Regions from separate parts of the Mus musculus genome. Here region 2 is linked to region 1. Evidence: chromatin contacts called from ENCODE Hi-C or POLR2A ChIA-PET data. All regions are on one chromosome and are shown on one strand. Each heading gives the region's core, a stretch centred on a gene start or an enhancer-like site at or near the end of the contact. The rest is flanking DNA. Distances are from core to core; before and after follow the strand shown.

The links. Hi-C counts contacts between places; a loop is a spot of excess contacts on that map. ChIA-PET counts read pairs that join two places held with the same protein, here RNA polymerase II (POLR2A).
Region 2: a loop to region 1 is called in a map of T-helper 17 cell, with 2.7 times the contacts of the local background. The contact joins the enhancer-like site here to the promoter of Cd38 in region 1. A Hi-C loop is called at or near these places in 1 of 37 maps with a recorded cell type or tissue (T-helper 17 cell). POLR2A ChIA-PET finds 5 or more read pairs at or near these places in 1 of 5 experiments (Patski).

What each region holds. Positions count from the first base shown.
Region 1 is chr5:43,865,634-43,871,999 of GRCm38, forward strand. Cd38 (CD38 antigen) reads left to right here and starts at 3,176. Exons shown (of 8, transcript NM_007646.5): 1 at 3,176-3,487. The coding sequence starts at 3,243.
Region 2 is chr5:43,944,497-43,950,862 of GRCm38, forward strand. It overlaps the pseudogene Gm5292. Among named protein-coding and RNA genes, the nearest start is that of Fgfbp1, 34 kb to the right of the region's middle. Within about 2 kb of position 3,800, at least 1 of the 3 ENCODE cell types and tissues checked has a DNase peak (open chromatin) inside an H3K27ac peak, as active enhancers do.

The sequences.
Region 1 (6,366 bases), core at 1,926-4,425:
AGGCTATTGTTACTTTCTCATTGTTGAGGAAAAAATATCCAACGTGACAACTGAAAAGAAGGAAATTTCACTTTGGTTCAGGTTTTAGAGGATTTGGTCCATGGTCTCTTGGCTTCATGGTTTTTTTGTTTGTTTGTTTGTTTTGGTTTTTTTTGGTTTTTGTTTTTGGTTTTTCAAGACAGGGTTTCTCTGTGTAGCCCTGACTGTCCTAGAACTCACTTTGTAGACCAGGCTGGCCTCGAACTCAGAAATCCGCCTGCCTCTGCCTCCCGAGTGCTGGGATTAAAGGCATGCGCCACCACGCCCGGCAACTTCATGCTTTTGGTAGAGCATTATATGGCATAGAGGAATAGTTCACATCATGACCAACCAGAAGGCAGAGAACTGGACAGGAAGTTGTCAGGGATAGCACAGTACAGCATCAAAGACTTTTAACGAGTAACCCAAGTCCTCCATCTTGGCCCATCCTCCTAAATTCATAAACCTTCTAAAATAGTTCCCCAACCTGAGGTCCAAGAGTTCTAAAATCATGATCCTATAGAGAATTTTACATATCCACATCATAATGCCCAGCATCTTCCAATTGCATCCTTATTTCTCTGTTCCTTTTGACACTAAGCAAGCAAACAAACAAACAAACAAAATGGCTCCCTTTTTCAACACAACTGCACCCTAACTTACTAAGAGAACCTTCAAACCTTCTCTTGAACCTACCTGCTGGACTGTGTCCTTCTCATTCCCTGAAAATCTGAAAATGTTCCCTCTCGAGGACGGAAAGAAGCATTTAAGACTTTGCTGTTCTTGCAGAAAACTGGACTTAGGCCCTAGCATCCGCATCAGGCAGCTTACAGCCATTTACGACTTCAATTCTGAGGGACCTGATGCCCTACTTTGGCCCATATGGCCATCCCACATAAGAGCCTACACATACATGCACAAATAATATGTTGTTTTTTAAAATTAATTAATTAATTTTTTGTTAGTTAAGAACTTCTTTCTTTTTCATGAGTCACCCTTCCAAGTTTCCTTTGCTGGGATTTTCACACTTTTCTGACTCTTACGTCAAGAATGTTCCCCAAGGTTTTAAAACTTCTCCATTCCATCTGTTACATAGTCTTTCTGTGACATGACGACCCTCTTTACAAACTGTGCTGAAACTTCATGTGCCAGGTCATTTAAGGTCACTGATCTTAAACAGGTTAAAACAGAATTCTGTGCTGATAAAATGGCCTGACCTGTTCAGTCTTCTCTGCTGTCAGACCTGATGACCCCAGTTTAATGCCTTGGACACACATGGCAGAGAGAGAGAAAGGACCCCTCAAAGGTGTCCTTGGTCCTCCATTCATGTCCTGTGGCATATATTCACACACACACACACACACACACACACACACACACACACACACACAGAGAGAGAGAGAGAGAGAGAGAGAGAGAGAGAGAGAGAGAGAGAGAGAGAACCAAAGAACTGCAGGAACAAAAATGAAGGTCCAGTTAACAGGCCCAGCTCAAGGGGAGGCTCCAAGGCCTGACATTATTACTGATGCTATGGAGTGCTTACAAACAAGGGCCTAACATGACTGCCTTTCGAAAGGCCCAACAAGCAGCTGAATGAGTCCGATGCAGATATTTACACCCAATCAATGCACAGAAGCTGGTGACCCCTGTGGTTAAATTAGGGAAAAGCTAGAAGAAGCTGAGGAGGAGGGCAACCCTATAAGAACAGCAGTCTCAACTAACCTGGACCTTCGAGACCACTCAGACACTGAGCCACCAACCAGGCAGCACACACCAGCTGATATGAGGTCCCTAACACATATACAGCAGAAGAGTGCTGGGTCTGGACTCAGTCAGAGAAGATGCACCTAACCCTCTAGATACTTGGGGCCCCAGGGAGTGAGGAAGTCTGGTGGGGTGGGGGGTAGGGATAGGGGTGGGGACATCCTCTTGGAGAGGGGGTGGGGAGGAGGAGGTGAGGGAATGTACCAGGAGGGAGATGAAGTCTGGACTGTAAAAAAAGATTAAAGAATGTATTTTTAAAAAAGAAAAAGAAAACACAGGAAAAAAAAGAAAGAGAGGGAGAGAGGCACACAAAATGAATAAGCAAAATGACAGCAAACGTTTAAAAAAAAATGAAATGCACAGTCTAAAAAAGTCCTCCTGACATACGGAGCTGCAGAGACTTACTCTCCTGCTGCCTTCGGAAGGATTCTCTGTCATCCTGTAGTATAGCTGCAATGCTGCTTTCCCGCATCTTAAAACAGAACAAGGGGCTTTCCTGCCCCAGCTCTTGCATCCAGTACCCTCTGCCTGAAAAGTGTCCCGTGAAAATCCTGTGTCATGATCCATTCTGTGACAAGTCTCTGTTTAAGCAGAAGAGTGCGGGGTCTTCTTGGGAAGGAGAGCCAGGAAGAGCCTTTGTATTTGGGGTTCCCATGTGGGATGAAGTATTACTGCACATGAGATGGGTTGCGAGCATCCTATCAACTCTAAAATCCTACCTTTGTCAACCCCCTAGAGTAAGCAGCAATAACTTACATTTATTGAGTAATCGGTTGTTATGTCTTAGGGATTATGCTAAACACCTAGGAGGTATTAAGCCATCTAATCAAAGCAAGCTTTGATGTAATGAATGTGAGGCTCTGCTCACATCTATCTAGTTCAGAGAGGTAAGTTTATCTTAACAGCACTTTACCATCTGGGGCTGGGTTTGAACTGATACCTCCTGAGAAGAGGGGCAGAGTAAAGCTGAGACTTTAAAGATACTTGGGCAGGATTTTTATCAAAGCTCAGAAGTAGAGGTAAGCAGGCCATTCATTGCCAGGCATTTGGGTGAACAGAGAGAGAGAGGGAGGGAGGAGAGGGAGAGGGAGAATAATTTTACACACACACATACACACACACCTGAGCATAAGTAGCAAACATGTCAAGTGTCAAGGTTGTTGGTCAGGAGTATTCTGAAGCTGTTGTTTGTGTACCAGCAGAGGCTAAAGTGCTGTCTTCTCTTGGAGAGAGAGGTTCTGGTCAGTTTGCTCTGGAGTCTGGAAGTAAGCAGTTGGAGTGCCTGTTGACAACCCAAGAGCCTTATTAGTCCAGTCACCTCCGTGGAACTTTGGAGCAGGAGTAGGGGGTGGGAAAGGAAGCAGATAAAAGCAAGTGAAAAAAAGGAGGAGGGGCAGGCTCTGACCCAGTCAGCCCTGTGCTCTCTTCCTGCCTAGCCTGGGCCAGTCTTCGGGAGCCCAATGGCTAACTATGAATTTAGCCAGGTGTCTGGGGACAGACCTGGCTGCCGCCTCTCTAGGAAAGCCCAGATCGGTCTCGGAGTGGGTCTCCTGGTCCTGATCGCCTTGGTAGTAGGGATCGTGGTCATACTTCTGAGGCCGCGCTCACTCCTGGTGTGGACTGGAGAGCCTACCACGAAGCACTTTTCTGACATCTTCCTGGGACGCTGCCTCATCTACACTCAGATCCTCCGGCCGGAGATGAGGTGAGTTGGCTTCTGAGGCTCACTCTAGGCACAGTGCGCAGCGGGACACCGGGGAAGCAGGCTGTGACTCAGCTGGAGCTCTCGCGGCGGGGGGGAATCTTCCAGATTGTCCCAAACAAAGAATCTTGTGTTGTGGATCAGCTGGAAGCCGAAGGGCAGTGCTGAGCGGAAGGTCTCCTGTTCAAGTTACCAGAACACCGCCTGCACAATGCCTCCTCCGTTTTGGCAGTGTCTGTGATGGGGGCGCCGATCCTTGCTGAGCTCTGCAAAGATGCTCGCTTCCCACAGAGGGTCCTGAACTCTGAAGGAACCCTTAGGGCTATCTTTGGCCACAGCCATGCTTCTGGGACAAAGATTACTCTCAGGCACAGGAACTTCACATTGTCTTTTGGCTTGTGGTTTCCATCAGACACCGCCCCTGCCCAGAAAGTTAAGGTCACAGGCGACATTTAACTAGGTGGCTTGCTCAGCTTGCTGTGGGGGTGGAAGGGGCCAGGAGGATTTTTGTGAATTCAAGGTTAACAAGGGCTGCACAGCAACATTGTAAATTCCAGGACAAGCTTGGGTTACAAAGAGAGACCTGACTCAAAATAAGTTAATTAATTTTAATTAATTACAACACAAAGAAAACAAAAAACAAGCCCAAACAGCATCCTGGTCTTTTTTTTTTTTTGCACCTGATCATTAATAAAAACAAAACAAGACAGACTGTCAAAACTGAAATATTACTCATCAGGTAAGCGAAATCCACTTGGTGATCCTGTGTAGACCCTTGGGAACATCATCTTCATTGGTCAATAGAGTCAGCCCATAGAACCCCTTCCACCCACTACCTGCCCCAGAGGGAATGATTTATGTTGCTTCTCCCTGGCATCATTTTAACGTAGAACTGATTTCTGAAGTCAAACAGAAAGCCCAGCAGGCTGGGAAGGCACACGCAGAAACCCAACTTCACATTCTGTCTTCAGATGCACACACTTCCCGGGTGCTCGAATGCTCAGTGGTTTGGGTCCTGGTCTTACTTGAAAATGTTGGAGTATAAACACTCTCAGGGTCCTGATAAATATTTTGTTTACAGATGTTTAAATGATATTGGTTGTTCAGCCATTTTGATAGCTTGTAAATTTTCTGTGCTTAGCAAACCAGATGCATGGCACTGGCATGATGTGTGCTTAGCATTAACCATGTGGTGTAGACGGTAAGCACTTCTTCAACCTATCCACTCATGTGTATATGTGTGCATTCAGCAAGAATTAATTATTTGTGTTTATCAAATAATAATCAATCTAAAAATAACAGGATTAACTAATAAAAGTATATATATTTACTCTGTGTGTGTACATGTGTGTGTGTGTGTGCACACACGCTCGTAAGTGCGTGAGTGCCTGTTCCACAGTACACGTGCAGAAATCATGGAATTCAGTTCTTTGCTTCCACTCTGTAGCTTCTGGGAATCAAATTCAGATAATTAGAGGTTTGGAAGCAAGCATCCCTACCTGCTAGTCTGTATCATTTGCCTAACATATTACTATTGTGATGAGCATCTTTTCAGACATCTCACACACACACACACACACACACACACACACACACACACACACACACACTTTATATGAATAGATTAGTGGCAGGTACATCTCATGTGTCAGGCACTTATGTCAGGAGCTGAGGTGCAGCTCAGTGATAGAGCTCTGGCCTGGTTTACAAAGTGCCCTGGGTTCACCCTCAGCATCGCAGTAGAGGAATGAGTGGAACAGAATCAACCAGGACAGAAGGCAACGATACATAGACGGTTGCTATTGATATCTCCATTTTATAGATAAGAAAAGGGAGTCAAAAGCTGAACCCTGTTGAGCCCTGAAGCCAGATCATTGGAGCTGGAATCTTGGCTCTGTTGCGACCTCAGACCCCGCCCTCAGTGTATCTGCGCTGTGGTGTGTTCCCACCTTGTAAAATGGGAACGTTAATGGCAGCACTCGGCATCTAGAGTAAACGAAGAGGACTAAGATGAATAATCTTGTCATGGTAAATGCTCAAAATGTTACTGCTGTGTAAATGGAGTGTTGCAGATACCTCTCCACAATAGCAAATATAAAATAAGTACAGGCGTTCATGCATTAGAACATTGTTGTATAATTCAGTCCTCCAGTGCTGAAAGTTACATCGTTTCGAATCTTGTTCACCTAACACTTGGTGGTGATAGGGTCTCTCATATTGCTACACCCAAATCTACCTTATTTTTTATAGCGTAGATGTAACCATTTCCAGTCATCAAAAATTTAATTTCCAATTTTAAATTACATATCTCTGTTACATTTAGGGGATGGGAGGATTGCCATAGGGCATGCATGGAAGTTGGTTCTTTCTTCCCCTATGTAGGTTCTGGGAATCAAACTCAGGTCTTTAGGCTTGGCAGCAATCACCTTTATTTAAATGAGACATCGTGCTGGCCCATTTTCTAATTTTTCAATCCCATTCATTCATTCATTAGATATTTTTGAGCCTCTGCTGGGTTCCAGGTGGGTGATCTGGCTACTGGTGGCACAGGAGGGGTAGTGTCCTGATTCTTGTCCAGCTTTCCCTTACAGTAAACATCTTCAACTTATACCTTCATGTGTGCACTGGAGCGTTCTGTATGACAGACTCCCACTGATAGAATGAGATTGTACATGTTTTAGTTAGGGTTTCTATTGCTATGAAGAGATACCACGAGCACAGCATATCTTGTAAATGAAAATATTTAATTGGGGCTGACTTACAGTTCAGAAGTTTTAGTTCATTATCATGATGATGGCATACAGGCAGACATAGTGATGGAGAAGGAGCTGAGAGTTCTACATCTGGACTGACATACAACAGGAAGACAGACAGACACTTGG
Region 2 (6,366 bases), core at 2,550-5,049, 79 kb after region 1:
ATGGATGGCTGCCGCCAGACGAAAGGCGGCTGAGTTTATTTCGAGATAGATATCTAGAAAAAGATTTTCTGGGACTTTCTCATTTAAGAGTTTAACTGACATGCAGGCCTAGAGCTGAAAGAAGTGGGCACACACCCTCCTCTCTAACCCTGAAGTAGTTCCAATTGATAAGCACTTGAAAATGAAATATTAATTTACTCCAATGAAAGCTTACTTGGGAAGCAAACTGCTCTTTAGGGTAGCCTCATGCCCAGCAGTAGATGGCCAACAGAAAATGAAGTCAATTACATCATTGGAGGTTCTTTGTCTCATAACGTTAAACCAGGACTTCATTTTTTTCCCCCTATCTTACAAGTTCTTTGTATCTACATTATGGCCTCCATTTTTGGGGTTTGATGGGATTCCTGTGTGTGCAAATATATGCATCTCTGTGTTTATATGCACTACTTGAACTTTTTGGCTTTTTTTCTTGCTTGGTTGTTTTGTCCTGTTCCAATGTGTTTGGTTTTTATTTATTTTATTTTATCATTTTCCCTTAGGTTTTTATTTGTTCTCTAAGGAGAGACCGAAAGGTTGTGGATCTGGGTGCGAGGGGAGGGGAGGAGGAACTGGGAGGAGGACAGGGAGGGGAACAATATTCAGAATATATTATATGGGAAAGTATATTTTTAATAAAGGAAGTTTAATAGAGTAGTGCTGAACAGATGGTCCTGTGGTGAAGAACACTGGTTGCTCTTCCAAAGGACCTGAGTTGAATTTCTAATACCCAAATGGCAGCTCACAATTACCTGTAACTTCCAGGAGATTCAATGTCCTATTCTGGCCTCCCAAGGCATGAGGAACGCATGGTGCACAAATGTGCATGTAAGCAAAACACCTATATACATGAAAAAACAAAACATTTAAAAGTTTGATTGGATTTTGCCAAGTTGCTCTCTAAAAGGCTATGGTAAATGCTCTGTAGACCAATAGACCAGAAAGCCTATTTCCAAACACCATATTCTAAGCCCATTCTTAAGAGATTACAGTCTAGAATTGGACTTTGCTTTGGGAGGAGCCCTCTCCATGGGAAGAAACGCAGTTTTATGAGCACAGGGGAAAGAGCACTAATCTAAAACTCAAAGCTCCCACATTCTGGGTCTGGCTCTCTCATCCCGTAAAAGTTTTTGGAAAAGTTCCTTCCCTTCCTGGGACTCGAGTGTCTCATCAGCTAAAAATCCCTTTGAACTAAGGATATGTTGATTCTGTGATTCTGGATCTGCAATTCCCATCTGATGGGGCATGCCCAGCCTTGCAACATAAATGTCTCCATCAGTGAACGAGGCATAAGTCTTACCATGAGCTAAACTCCAAATTTAAGGAGCTCTGTGAGGTACAAAAGATAAAGTGGGAGTATCACCTTTTAAAGGAGGAGGCAGCAATTCTAAAGCAATTAGCAACAGAGGATTACAGACAGCTAAGTATCCTATCTCATGACACGGACTGTGGGGGCTATATGGCACTGGATAATGAGATGGTTCAGTGGGTAAAGGTGATAGCCATGTAAGCCTGGTACCTGAGTTTAATTCCAGGTCCTTACGTAAATGTAGAAGGAGAAAACAAACTCCACAAAGTTATCCTCTGATCTGTGCAAGCACACTGGGACACATACACACAAACACACACACACACACACACACACACACACACACACTATGACCACTGTGGCACATGCATCTGCACAGAGTTATCACATACACACAACAATAACAATAACTAACAAATACATTTTTAAAAGACACTGTTTGCCTATGATGTTAAAAGCAAGAAGAAATGTATCTAGTAGTGGTTGTAAAAGGAATCTGGGTAGCACTACAGAAGGGGTCAGGGTGAGAGAGTCCAGTTAGCATACTGGAGGAGAGTGGAGGGTGAGGGAGCCCTCACCAGGTGTGATTGTCCTTACCATAGGAACACACGATTGCTGAGGAGCAACAATGGCCTTCCCATTGCCACCATTAGCATCTCCTGTCTCTGGTGATGCCAGCTCCCTTCTCTCAGCTTCATCAAAACTTCTGACTACCTTCAATCCCTCTTACCCAGAGCCCATGCCCAGCCCATCCAATTCTACTGTCACCAACTGCAAAATAGACCCTCAGTTCTAATCCTTTACTGTTCACCACTTGGTCCATCTGCCATCTCTCAAATAGATCACTAGCTAAAGGACTGCTGGGAATATGTCCTAAATAGCCTTCTCCCCAACCACCCCCACCACAGTGACCCCCTGTTTTCAGTTCATAGAGTGATCCTGTTAAGACAGGCCATTTTACCAGTGGCTGCCCATTACAGCAGCATGCTCAACAGTAATTATAACCATTGAGGACCTCCAGGTCATGTCCTACCTTGACATCGATGTTTTAAGTCTTCTACCTTTTCTCCTCTCTCGACTGCTTGCTTTCTAATTGTTCCAGCCTGAGACTCCTCACACTGAAGTGTAAATGGAGTCCTGAAACCTTATTTTAAAATACAGTTTGAGAGGCCTGTGAGGTGGCTGAGCAAGCGAAGGCACTGGCTGCACAACCCTGACTGCTCAAGTTCAATCTCCAGACCTCACCACCACCAAAAGGCAGAAGGAGACAACCAACTAGCACCCTCTCTCTCTCTCTCTCTCTCTCTCTCCCTCCCTCTCTCTCTCTCTCTCTCACTCACACACACACACACACACACACACACACACACACACACACACAATTTTAGATGCAACTTACTCTCACCTACACCACTCTTTGAATTCGCTCATAGCATGCTCTGCTTTTTTTCCTAACAGTTAATTTGCTACATAGCTGGTCGCTAGTCATTCATCATCTAACCTCCCCAATCCCGGAAACGTATGCCTCATGGTACAGCAACACCTTGGAGCCCTGTCTAGCTCCGTGTATTTGTTGACTGAAGGGTAAGTCAACGTGAAGGGACACAGTAGTCTCTTGAAAAGCTATGAAGGTAGGTTGGGCCTGGCAGTCGCCAGGGAGAAGGGACTTTCCTCATCCTATCCAACTCAGCTGTCAACTGATCTCTTAGGGGTTAAGAGAAAAAGAAATGCAGAGACTCCACTTCCTGGCCTGTCATTTTACTAATTGCTTAAAGTCACCCTCCCTTGATCTCTGGTTCCTCATTTGCAACTTGAAAGCAAAGCACAGGTTTCCAAGGAGATTAGAAAATAAGTTTGCACAGAAGCAGGGTCTGTCGTTTCTCAAAATCCCTGCCGATCTTAATTAATGTGGTATAACAGAGAGCCCACGGGTGCCCCCCTAGAGTGTGTCAGAGTCACATAAATAACCTGGCTCCAAGGAAGTACGAGGTGTAGGAAGGGGGTGGCTGTCTCCCACTTCTCCCAGTCTTCCCATATAAACTCTCCTTCCAATTACCTCTCATTTTCAGTCTTTGTAACTTAAGAGGCAAAATAATTTTTGTTAAAGCCAACCCCCTTAAAAATAATGATAAAAACCATCTCCCTCCCTACTTCTCTTAGGAATGTAGGTGGCTGCCTTTCTAGCCAGATGGGGCCTCGAAAGGAATGAGCTAGGGGAAATCTTGGCAGATCTGGGGTGCAGGTTCCCAGAGCTAGGGCTGAGAAAAGAAGGGACCCGCCCGGTTCCCGCCCAGTTCGCTGCAGAGGCACCTGCGGTGACTGGCCGAGACGGCGGCGGAGCTGATTGGCCCGGTGCACATGAGGCGACATCAGGCGGTGGGGCCGGCAGGGCAGGGCAAGGTAGCCTGCGGCACTACCGCTCACTCTGGACGTGCATTTGGCTCCATTCTCCCAGGTGTGCTTAGGCAAGACTGTGAATAACTCAGGCCCAGCTGCTGCCAAGTGGGTGACTAAGAGGACTGCGGGGAGGGGCGGAGAAAGTGAACTTAGAGTGAGAAAGAGTTCCTGTCGAGAGGTACCTGGCAATCTTCAAAGGGAGTTCCCCGACTCGGCAGAGTTAGACCCGCCAGGCACTGTATACAGCAGGCTCATAAGAGTTGCTTGCTGAAGCCGGCTTCCTCACCCATATCAAATGAGTGCTATTTTTAATTCCTAATGTATACAAAAGGAAACTGAAGCTTACAGATGTTACAAGCATCAGCAAGCCGCAACATCCGCCTATACCTCCCTCCCCCATTTACCTGGGCTGGAACAGAATCAATCACCTCTAGCCTCGCCTTTTTTTTTTTTTTTTTTTTTTTTTTTTTTGAGTAATATAAATTCAGCCGGTTGCACATCTGTAATCCCCTGGAATCCTGAGACCAAGTCAGGGTTGGGAGAATTAGAGGTTAGTCTGGGCTCTCTAGTTAAACCCTGTCTTAAAAATGAACAAACCACAAATAGAGCTATGAACCCTGTCTTCCTCCCAGATTTCCACAGGGACTTTCAAACAACTTCCTCCATTGTAGGCGGTGTCAGAACCGGCTGCGACCTCACTCTCTCGCTGGGAAAGCTCTTGTACTCCTTGCCTGCTGATCTTTTCACTGCTGAAGGCAGACACACTGGCGGTTCCCTCAGCCCATCACTACTTCATTTCTCCAGGCAGTGCAGCCCGAGAGGCTTCCTCATGCTGTGGTGGTGCTGAGGGAGCCCTCTCTGGGTTGTCTGCCTTGCCCTTTTCCTCCCTCTCTTCCCCTCCTTCCCCTCCCCCTCCTTACACAGTGGACACAGCGTGCCGGCATCATGACTCATTTTAGAAAGCTTTTGTTTCCATGAGCTCTGGCTATTCATATATACTAGAATTAAAACTATGACAGAAAAACCATCATCTGAGATGAGTAATAGACCTGGTCAGATGGCTTTGTTGGTGAAGTATGGGATTTAAGTTTGAGGCCCAGAACTTTCATTAGATAAAGCTGCTTGTGGTGGGTCTCAATTTATAACCCTGGTGCAGGGAAGGCAGGCACGGGTCTTAGTCTTTTCATTTCTAATTCATTTTCTGCCAGACATTTCCACTCTCTGATCATGGTTGGCAGGAAAGTTGTATAGGTTCTAGCCAAAAAGTGGAGCAAAGGCTCTGTCCTAAAACAGTGCTTCTTGACCTCCCTACTGCTGCCACCCTTTGATACAGTTACTCATGTGGTGATGACCCCGACCATAAAATTATTTCATGGCTACTTATAACTGTAATGTTGTGAATTTTATGAACCACAGTTTAAATATCTGACACGCAGGCTGTCAAAGAGGAGGAGAACCACTGCCCTAAAGCAAATGAAATGAAACCACTTTTTAAAAAGAATACTTTTTTCCCCTTATACCAATTTGCGTTCTTCCCTAGCTTGTTTCTTGGTTAGGATGATAAAACACTGACCAAAACCAACTGAGGGAAAGTAAGTTTATTTCCTCTTATTATCCCAGGTAATAGTCCTTTATGGGGGAAAGTCAGGGTAGAAACTTAAGACAGGAACTTAGAGGCAGGAACTGAAGCAAAGATCATGGAGGAACACTGCTTTCTGGCTTGTTTCCTCTGGCTAATCAGTTAATTTTCTTATATAGCTCAAGCCCACCTGTCTAGGTACAGAACTGCCCAAAATAGGCTACTTACTCCTGCATCAATTAGCAATTAAGATGGTCTCCCAGGCACTTGTCCACAAGCTATCTGATGGAAAAAATCCCTCAGCTGAGGTTCTCTCATTCCAGTTAACTCTAGTGTGTGTTACAATTACACAACAATATAATCAGAAAGTTGTAAAAAAAAAAAAAAGAAGAAAAAAGAAAAAAGAAAGAAAGAAAGAAAGAAAGAAAGAAAGAAAGAAAGAAAAGAGAAAGAAAGTTGTTATTACCTGCGAGCTGATATATCCAACGTTTGTAATTGTTACCATCTGCAAAGGACTACAGACTGGAGCTGGAATGTCCTGGACCTATTGTAACAGAATAATACCCTACCCCTAAGAGGTCCATATTTTTATCCTTGGAGTCTGTGAATATGCTTGCTTAACTGCCAAAGAGGTCACTTAGATGGAATTAAATTTAAGTGTCTTGACATGTGGAATAACATCTTGCATTTTAAGGTAAGCCCAGCCTTATCACATTTATCCATGAGAGGCCAGGGACTATTTCCTAGCTCTAATCAGATGACAATGTGACAAAAGAGAAAAAGGCAGAGGGAGGTGGTGGTGCTGGCTGGGAGGATGGGAAAAGAACCAGCCAGGAGCCATCTTTCTATGGGTAGAGAAGGCTAATTCAGAGACTTCCTCCTGGAGCCTACTAAAAGGAATACTGCCTTAGAGATGCTTAGCCTATTGAGATCTGTGTGACCTTTGACCCATGAGATAATACATGTGTATAGTTTTTAGCCACTAGGTTTGTGATGATTTGTTTCAGAGGCCATACAGGCCCAGCATCTTGCCCCACACCACCTG